Linked DNA regions of Homo sapiens: region 1 is linked to region 2. A link is a contact called in ENCODE Hi-C or POLR2A ChIA-PET data. All regions are on one chromosome and are shown on one strand. Each heading gives the region's core, a stretch centred on a gene start or an enhancer-like site at or near the end of the contact. The rest is flanking DNA. Distances are from core to core; before and after follow the strand shown.

The links. A loop is a pair of places that touch in the nucleus more often than their neighbours do. ChIA-PET counts read pairs that join two places held with the same protein, here RNA polymerase II (POLR2A). Pooled maps may share reads with other maps.
Region 1: a loop to region 2 is called in a pooled map, with 4 times the contacts of the local background. The contact joins the promoter of TRIM2 here to the enhancer-like site in region 2. A Hi-C loop is called at or near these places in 4 of 50 pooled maps. POLR2A ChIA-PET finds 5 or more read pairs at or near these places in 3 of 52 experiments (H1, WTC11 and activated CD4-positive, alpha-beta T cell).

What each region holds. Positions count from the first base shown.
Region 1 is chr4:153,202,110-153,206,532 of GRCh38, forward strand. TRIM2 (tripartite motif containing 2) reads left to right here and starts at 2,334. Exons shown (of 12, transcript NM_015271.5): 1 at 2,334-2,451. The coding sequence starts at 2,422. RefSeq lists an enhancer at 3,885-4,423.
Region 2 is chr4:153,114,350-153,118,440 of GRCh38, forward strand. No RefSeq gene overlaps it. Among named protein-coding and RNA genes, the nearest start is that of TRIM2, 88 kb to the right of the region's middle. Within about 2 kb of position 1,647, at least 16 of the 41 ENCODE cell types and tissues checked have a DNase peak (open chromatin) inside an H3K27ac peak, as active enhancers do.

The sequences.
Region 1 (4,423 bases), core at 1,084-3,583, 88 kb after region 2:
CAAACTAATATAGATTAGAAAGGATGGCATTTGGGGATTATTATTTTTATAATCAGAAGGGCTTGAGAAAAAGTTTGCGGAAAATAAATACGTTTCAACATTTTTCTCTGATAATTCATTTTGACAACTACTGTGTTCATTTTGATAACTACTATATCACTTTATAAATGATGAAACTATTTCAAATGTAATGACTGTACTTTTCACAGTTTGTATGCCTATAATTTATGCAATGCCACACAATCAACCAAACAACTCTTAACTTTATTTTTACTTCAGTGTATTATTTAGAAATGATATAAGGAGGCCAGCCGCGTTGGCTCGTGCCTGTAATCCCAGCACTTTGGGAGGCCAAGGCGGGCAGATCACGAGGTCAGGAGATCCAGCCATCCTGGCTGAAACCCAACTCTACTAAAAAATAAATAAATAAATAAATAAAATTAGCCGGGCATGGCGGCATGCGCCTGTAGTCCCAGCTACTCGGGAGTCTGAGGCAGGAGAATGGCCTGAACCCGAGAGGCGGAGCTTGCAGTGAGCCGAGATCACGCCACTGCACTCCAGCCTGGGTGACAGAGCGAGACTCTGTCTCAAAAAAAAAAAAAAAAAGAAATCATATAAGGAAAAAAAGCCCTACAGTTTACTTTCTGGTTCTTGGTTATTATCAAAGGGCATTGGAAGGTTAAGCTGCTGTAATAGCTTTAAAAGGGGAATTTAAGGCCGGGCGCGGTGGCTCACACCTGTAATCCCAGCACTTTGGGAGGCCGAGGTGGGCAGATCACGAGGTCAAGAGACTGAGACCAGCCTGGCCAACATGATGAAACCCTGTCTCTACTAAAAATACAAAAATTAGCTGGTCGTGGTGGTGCGCATCTGTAGTCCCAGCTACTCAGGAGCCTGAGGCACAAGAATCACTTGAACCTGGGAGGTGGAGGTTGCAGTGAGCCAAGATTGTGCCACTGCACTCAAGCCTGGTGACAGAGCGAGACTCCATCTCAAAAAAAAAAAAAAAAAAAAAAAAGTGGAATTTAGTTAAGTTTGGGAGACAGAAAGAAGCCACGGCTCTCCTGCCTTCTTCCAAATATACTGAACTTCTGATATGTTTGATCAAATGAAATGCTCATGGTCTGGCATGATTATAGGTGCAAGCCTGTAATCCCAGCTACTAGGGAGGCTGAGGCAGGAGGATGACCTGAGCCCAGGAGTTTGAGGCTACAGTGCACAATGATTGTGCCTGTGAATAGCCACTGCACTCCACCTTGGGTGATATAGTGAGACCCACATCTCTACACACACACACACACACACACACACACACACACACACGAAGAAGAACATAAACACATCAAATGTGAGCCATTTTGCTGACTTGGGCATACAATAAATCCATATCTCTGGGTTCTAAAGATGTACCAATCTTGCAGTGAGCTGAGATCACACTACTGCACTCCAGCCTGGTCAACACAGCAAGACTCTGTCTCAAAAAAAAAAAAAAAAATAGTAGACCAGGCGCAGTGGCACACTCCTGTAATCCCAGCACTTTGGGAGGCCAAGGCGGGCGGATCACTTGAAGCCAGGAGTTCAAGACCCACCTGGCCAACATGGCGAAACCCCGTCTCTACTAAAAATACAAAAATTCACCAGGTGTGGTGGTGCATTCCTGTAATTCCAGCTACTCAGGAGGCTGAGGCAGGAGAATCACTTGAACCCAGGAGGCTACGGTTGCAGTGAGCCAAGATTGTGCCACTGCACTCCGGCCTGGGCAACAGAGCGAGACTCCATCTCAATAAATAAATAAATAAATAAATAAATAAAATAAAGATGTGCCAATCAAACAAGTGTTTGCTCTGTAGATGAGGTGAGTGCTCCTGATCAGATAGTATATTCAATAAAATAAGCATGTCATCAAACTAACTTTCTTGGCCTTTGTTCTTTGGTTGAAAAACTCCCGTTGACCTCATGAATACCACATTTATTAACCCCGGAAGACAACAGATAGCTAATGCAACATAAATATCTGTGGCTTTAAAAATACATATTATTATGTGTGCAGTCTACAAACACTTTCCTGAAATTGGTCTTCTGTGGGCAGTGATTTAAACTTTTCAACTTGGACGCTTTTCCTACTGGGGGCTGTAAAGATGATAACTCAGCCCTTACTCTTCAGTGTTTCTCATTCCCGTCTCCCCTACTTCGGAATGAAACACAATATCTTAAGCAAACAGAGCCCAAAGAGGCTGATCATTGGCTCTCATTGTCCCCTGATACTGTAGCCCCGCCCCTTTGGCTTGTGCTGACTAGCTGTTTATATTTTAGTAAGGGCCACCCTTTAACTCGGCAGCTTGATGACTATAATGGGCCCAGTTGTCTGCGGGCTGCGGGGAGCTAAGTCCCCAGATTGGAGGAGGCTGGCTCTGGTCTTCGATGCACAGGAGTGGCCGTTATGGAACGCAGGTAAGGACGCTTCTCAATGTGGGATAATTCTTTTTCTGGGCCAGCTGGTTAATCCGGGGCTGGGAGAAACAAGTTGTGATTGGGTTGCTACTTTTTCCTGGTTTTAATTTTTTCCCTGCAGAAGAGGGAAGGAAAAGACTGGGATTTGCTGACAAAGCTCACAGTGAGCTCTGTTAATCCAGGCAGGAAGGGAGTAAGGAAGCAAAAAATCGAGGGAGAGACACAGCTGGATTTGACACCAAAGCAACATGAATGTGGCAAAGCATAAGGCCAGTTCCAGTGATGTTGTGAGACTCAAATGCTGTTTTATTTCCTAACATAGGTAGTCACAGTCAGGAGCTTAGCTGGGCCTCTCCGGGGTTTCTGTAAGCCAGCTGCTAGCCGATGTAACTCAGTCGACCCCATTTGAAAGGACCTAATATCTGCTAGTATTTTCAAAGGGCAAACTGTAGTAGTCTTGCATGTTATAAATAGGTCTATTCAGAAATGTGGGAACAGTTTAGAGCAGACAGGAGACTGTAAAGTTTTACTGCCCCATAAAAGTGCTCAAAGGGTACTATGTCCCTCTGCCGTGCGACTGTGGAATGAAGAAATAGCCCCAGGTGAATAGAGCGTTTGTCCTTGACTACCCAAGTGAGAAGTCAGCAGAGCCTGGGGACGCCATGTGAGTCGGGGGTGAAGCCTGATGTGGGCTCAGCCAGCCACACCTCGGGGTGCTTGCTGGTTTCCGGGGTGTGAATGGGTGAGGGTGGAAAACCACTCAGGCACCGGTCTTTGGTGCCTGCTTTATCTCTTGGCTGGCCCATTCGGTGCTCAGTGAGGCACCTGTCGTAGCTCACGGGGTGCGCAAAGGGCAAGGAAAGGGTTGTGCTGTCATTGCGACCTGTAAGGTGGGGAGGGGGCTACAACATCTCGAGTCCTGGGAGTTGCTTTAGAAAGTCCTCCTCCTCCTGCTGAAAAAAAGAATCACCTACGGCAGCTTTGATCAGATAAGTTTCTGGTGAGCCCCGTGGTGTGGAGTCAGTGAACTTGCGGTTTGTGTTTGTTATCGACAGGAGCCTGATAAAATGAAAAGGTGAGGTTTAATTTTTACATAAAGCTAGAGGTGAACCATGGGACTTTAATACATTTAATGCTTTGAAAGTCTCCCCACCTCTCCAAATTCCCTCAACTTGTATCTATTATCTAGGTACACCTTGTTTAAAGCCACCATGCTGTTTGCGGATCCTGGAGGTATTAAGTCAGAATACAAAGGGTGTTTTTCAAATGAATTTGACGCCAAGCAACATGAATGCTTGAACCCATTGTATGAAAACAGGCAGTCTCTAAGTGAGGCCAGGTTCTCCTGGTGCGGTCCTAGAGCCCTGGAGAGGGATGAGTCACCCCACGAGGAGGTCCTGACAAGGAATGGAAATTCTGACTCTGCCAGTGAACTTTTGACTCTCCCAGGTGGGGTGGAGGCTCCAAAGGGAAAGGACAGGTGTGCATCATTCACCCTCCAGGCCCACCGCAGGCCTCACAAATCCCATTTGGTCAGGTCAATGCATTCTCACCTTCCCACCTAAGTAGGTGTCCCACAGTTTAACTCAATTCTGACACTAACTGCAGTGAGTGCAGACCCTGAGGTTTAAGGGCTCAGTCCTACCAGGCTGCCCCGACCTCAGAGGCCAGTTGCAGGCTGAAGGTTGTCACTTGTGCTTCTGACTAGCTGGCTATCCATGAGAAGTTCTCACGATCCTTCCTCAGGTAGATTACAAGCTGTGTAACTTTGTCTAACTTTGTGCTGTAAGTCAGAGATTGACTTCTTGGGGTCACTGTTTTGTTAGCATAGCTCACGGAACTCAGGGAGACACTTAATTCCATTTACCAGTTTATTATAAAGGGTATTACAAAGGATACAGTTGAATGAATACATACAGCCAGGTGAAGAGATGGCTAGGGAGGGTCTTGGAGCTTTCATGTCCTCTCCGGG
Region 2 (4,091 bases), core at 397-2,896:
TTTGTCTATTATAAAAACACCTAGAAGAAAGAAATTGACAGAGGAGAAGGCTGTAAGGTGAAACACAACTGCCCACCCCCTCTTCTTAGACCCCTCTCCTCTCTCATTGCCCATGATACAGCAAATAGATTTTTCTCTTATCCCACCAGACACTTCTAATCAACCTTCCTCACTAGGTCGCCCTCTCCCTGACCTCTAGATACAACCTCTTATTCTTCTCTGTCGATGTATTTTTCATTCTTAGCTTTAAACACCATCCATTTGCTGATGAATTCCAAATTTATTTTTTCATTTGAATCTAGACTCTTAAGCCCTCCGTATCCTTCCTTGGTGACTTCTTTAGGTATTTCAGGGGCATCTGAAATTTAACATTTCCTAAATGTCACCCTTGATCTCCCCAACCCCCTCCCCACCACCCAACTGGTTCCCTCCATCGGTCCTCAGAAAATGGTGCCACCATCTCACTTGCAGTCATGCCCAACAGCTAGCATAGTCCTTGTGGGAGTGTCTCTGGAGATAAAGTCATAGACCGGGAAATGCTGTGCCAAAAGGCGTGTGCCACTTCTTAAAAGTATAGAGAGCTCTGATGCCCATTCACCACAATAACAAACGAGGCTTTGAAGCTCCTGACGTTATCGTCTCTGAAACTGTGAGGATTTTTTTTTAACTGGGTAGTTTGCTTTGCCTGGAACTCTTCCCTCCTCTGAGGCGTTGGTGAGTCAGCTGGGGCTCGTAGATATAAGCAATGGACACCAAGCTCTGGGTGTTACAAGTAGAAAAAATGGACTGAAAGAGTACTGGGTAGCTCACAGGGCCACTGGGAAGACTGAAAAACTGCGGGACTAAAGGGAGCCCTGAGGTCAGCCCCAACCAAAACCATACCCTAGAACCTGTGCACACCAGACTCTGGACGTCATCACTGCCTGCTGCCATCGTTGTCACTGCCTGAAAAACAGCCTCCTCCTCTCATCCCTGACTCTGCTTCACTAGGGTCGGTGCCTGTGCCCTGGCTTCCCAGGAGGGGGAAAGGCAATGGGCCATTTTGACTGCACCCTTAAGACTTATCAGGTGTCACTCTGGGTGGCTGCAGAGGTGACGGCCGCCCATGGTGCTCATCCTGAGGGTCCGCAGCTCTCATTGCTGTTCAGCAAGACAACACTGGACCTGTTGGCTGTTACAGACTCTGGGGCTTTGGGAAGGGAACGTGAATGGAGCAGGGGAGGGAGGCAGGGTGGCACAATGTTTAATTATGCCATTCCAAAGTTCTGGCCACCAGTCTGTCCTGTCTGTCTGTCCTGCTAGCAAGTTCTGCATGTGGCATGTCAGCGGCCATCTTCATGTTCCTGCTGGGCCTCTTCTTTGATGTCATAACTATGAATATGTTGCCCACATTTTGTCCCCTTTTTATAGAAAGGCTCCAAGCACTTTGCAAACATTAGTAAGTGATTAGTCATCAGTACACAGTTGTTAATAAATCAGGGACTTTCTCAGCTGGATTCCTCCTGTTTTTCTCCCTCTGCCCATCAAGATGGGAGGTGGGGTGGTAGGGGGGAGAAAGACTGGACTCCTTTTTCTTAAGCACTGCCTTACCATTTCTCTACCAACCCTGGCACTTGCAGTGGAAACTTGCCGCTTCCGTTTTTAGCCACAGAGGTAATCTACTTTCATTTTGGCGACTAGGCTGGTATTTTTTTCCACGAAGCTGGGTGATGAGCCTTGCCCTGGTTTCTGAGGTTTCATGTTCACCAGCAGTAAGCCAGGCCTCCTTTTTCCCCTGGTTTCTTTTCTTTTCTTTTTTTTTTTAAAGAAGAGGAAACCAAGGCAAGTATTTAGTGAAGGTGGCCAAGACGCTGGAGCTGCTGTTCTCAGAGCGCAGTCTGCAGGCCAGCACATTAGCAACATCTGAAGTGCACATTAAAATAACTCCATCGCCACCTCCCAAATCAGCCCACCTCCCCCACTTCCCTCCACCCCACCTCCATCCACCCCACCTCCATCCACCAAATCAGTGTCTTTGGCATTAAAACCAAAGAAATTGCAGTTTTATTAAGTTCGCAGATGACACTCTAATTTAAAAACCACTAGTTCAGAGTAGACGTAGGCATCAGAGCAGTGACATGATTTGAAGCCACAGGCCTCAGTCTATGCACCTGCAAGGTAAGTGATGAGCAAATGAATGCAATAGGCAGCACGTGGACACTTTTGGGGGTGCCTATCCATTATACAAGTTTGTTTTTGTTTTTTTGAGAAAGGGTTTCATTGTGTCACCCAGGATGGAATGCAGTGGCAGGATCTCAGCTCACTGCAACCTCCACCTCCCAGACTCAAGCAATCCTCCCACCTTAGCCTCCTGAGTAGCTGGGACCACAAGTGCATGCCACCACACCCGGCTAATTTTTGTATTTTTTATATAGACAAGGTCTCGCTATGTTGCCCAGGCTGGACTTGAACTCCTGGACTCATGTTATCTGCCTCTCTTGGCCTCCCAAAGTGCTAGGGTTACAGGCATGAGCCACCCCGCCCAGCCTCCATTTCACAAGTATTTGAATGACTGCCTACTATGTGCAAAATATATGCCAGAAAATAATCAGGAAATTTTCCATCTATAAATTGCATTAGATAGATAGATAGACAGATAGATAGATAGATAGATAGATAGATAGATAGATAGATAGATAGATGATAGATAGATAGATGATAGATAGATAGACAGACAGATGATAGATAAACATAAACATTAGCCCTACTGTTTTCTGTCTTCTAAGATAAGGGAGCTGAATAGATGGAGCTGAAGGGTCTTCTAGTTCCAATTTCCTACAATTTATGAAGTGGTTGGAATTAGCCCTGACCACTTCCTAGACACTCTTAAAAAAAAAAAAAAAAAGACTTCAAACACACACAAAAAAGCACTAAAAAACAAAAACAGAAACAAAACACAGATGCCCATGTTTCGACCTCCAACATTGAACACATTTTAACATTTTTCAATCAATCTAAATCTTTATAGATACAGTTGAAGTCCTCACTTTCAACCCATTTATCTCCTTCCCTTCCTTTCTATCCAGAAGTGATGATCCTGAAACTGGTATGTGCCTTTTACCAATGGTTTTATAAATTCAAAATATATACTGTTGTTCAGTGTTTTTATAAACACATATATAGTTTATATATATCCATCATGTGCCTTTTATACCTATTTTGCAGTATTTTCAAATCTATCTATATTGATACATGTACATCTACTTTGTTCATTTGTATGACATTCCAATATATGAATATCACCACGATTTATTTAACCAGTTTCCTACTGATTAGCACTTTCCATTTTCCATGTTTGCTGTTTAGATGACAAATTGCTCTCCCACGTGATGGTGCCATTTATATTCCCGCCAGAGCTCAATGAGGCTCCACATTTACCCACATCCTTGCCAATACTGTGCTTGGTTTTAGGTTTTTAACATTTTTGCCAGTTCGATAGGGATGAAATGCCATCTCATGGTTATGCTGATTTGCGTTTCCTTGATTACTAATGAGGTAGAACATATTTTTCATTTTTTCCTTTTTTTTTTTTTTTTAATTTGAGACAGGGTCTCACTCTGTCCCCCCTGGCTAAAATGCAGTAGTGCTATCTAGGATCACTGCAGCCTCGACTCCCCAAGCTCATGTGATCCTCCTGTCAGAGGCGTTTGAACCAGAGCAACTCTGTCTTGAATAGGAACTGGGTAAAATGAGGCTGAGACCTACTGGGCTGCATTCCCAGAGGGTTAAGGCATATCTAGTCACAGAATGAGATGGGAGGTTGGCACAAGATACAGGTCATAAAGACCTTGCTGATAAAATTTTGCAGTAAAGAAGCCGCCTAAAACCCACCAAAACTAAGATGGCCACGAGAGTGACCTCTGGTCGTCTTCACTGCTACACATTCACCAGCGCCATGACAGTTTACAAATGCCATGGCAATGTCAGGAACTTACCCTATATGGTCTAAAAAGGGGAGGTATGAATAATCCACTCCTTGTTTAGCATATCACCAAGAAATAATCACAAAATGGGCAACCAGCAGCCCTCAGGGCTGCTCTGTCTATGGAGTA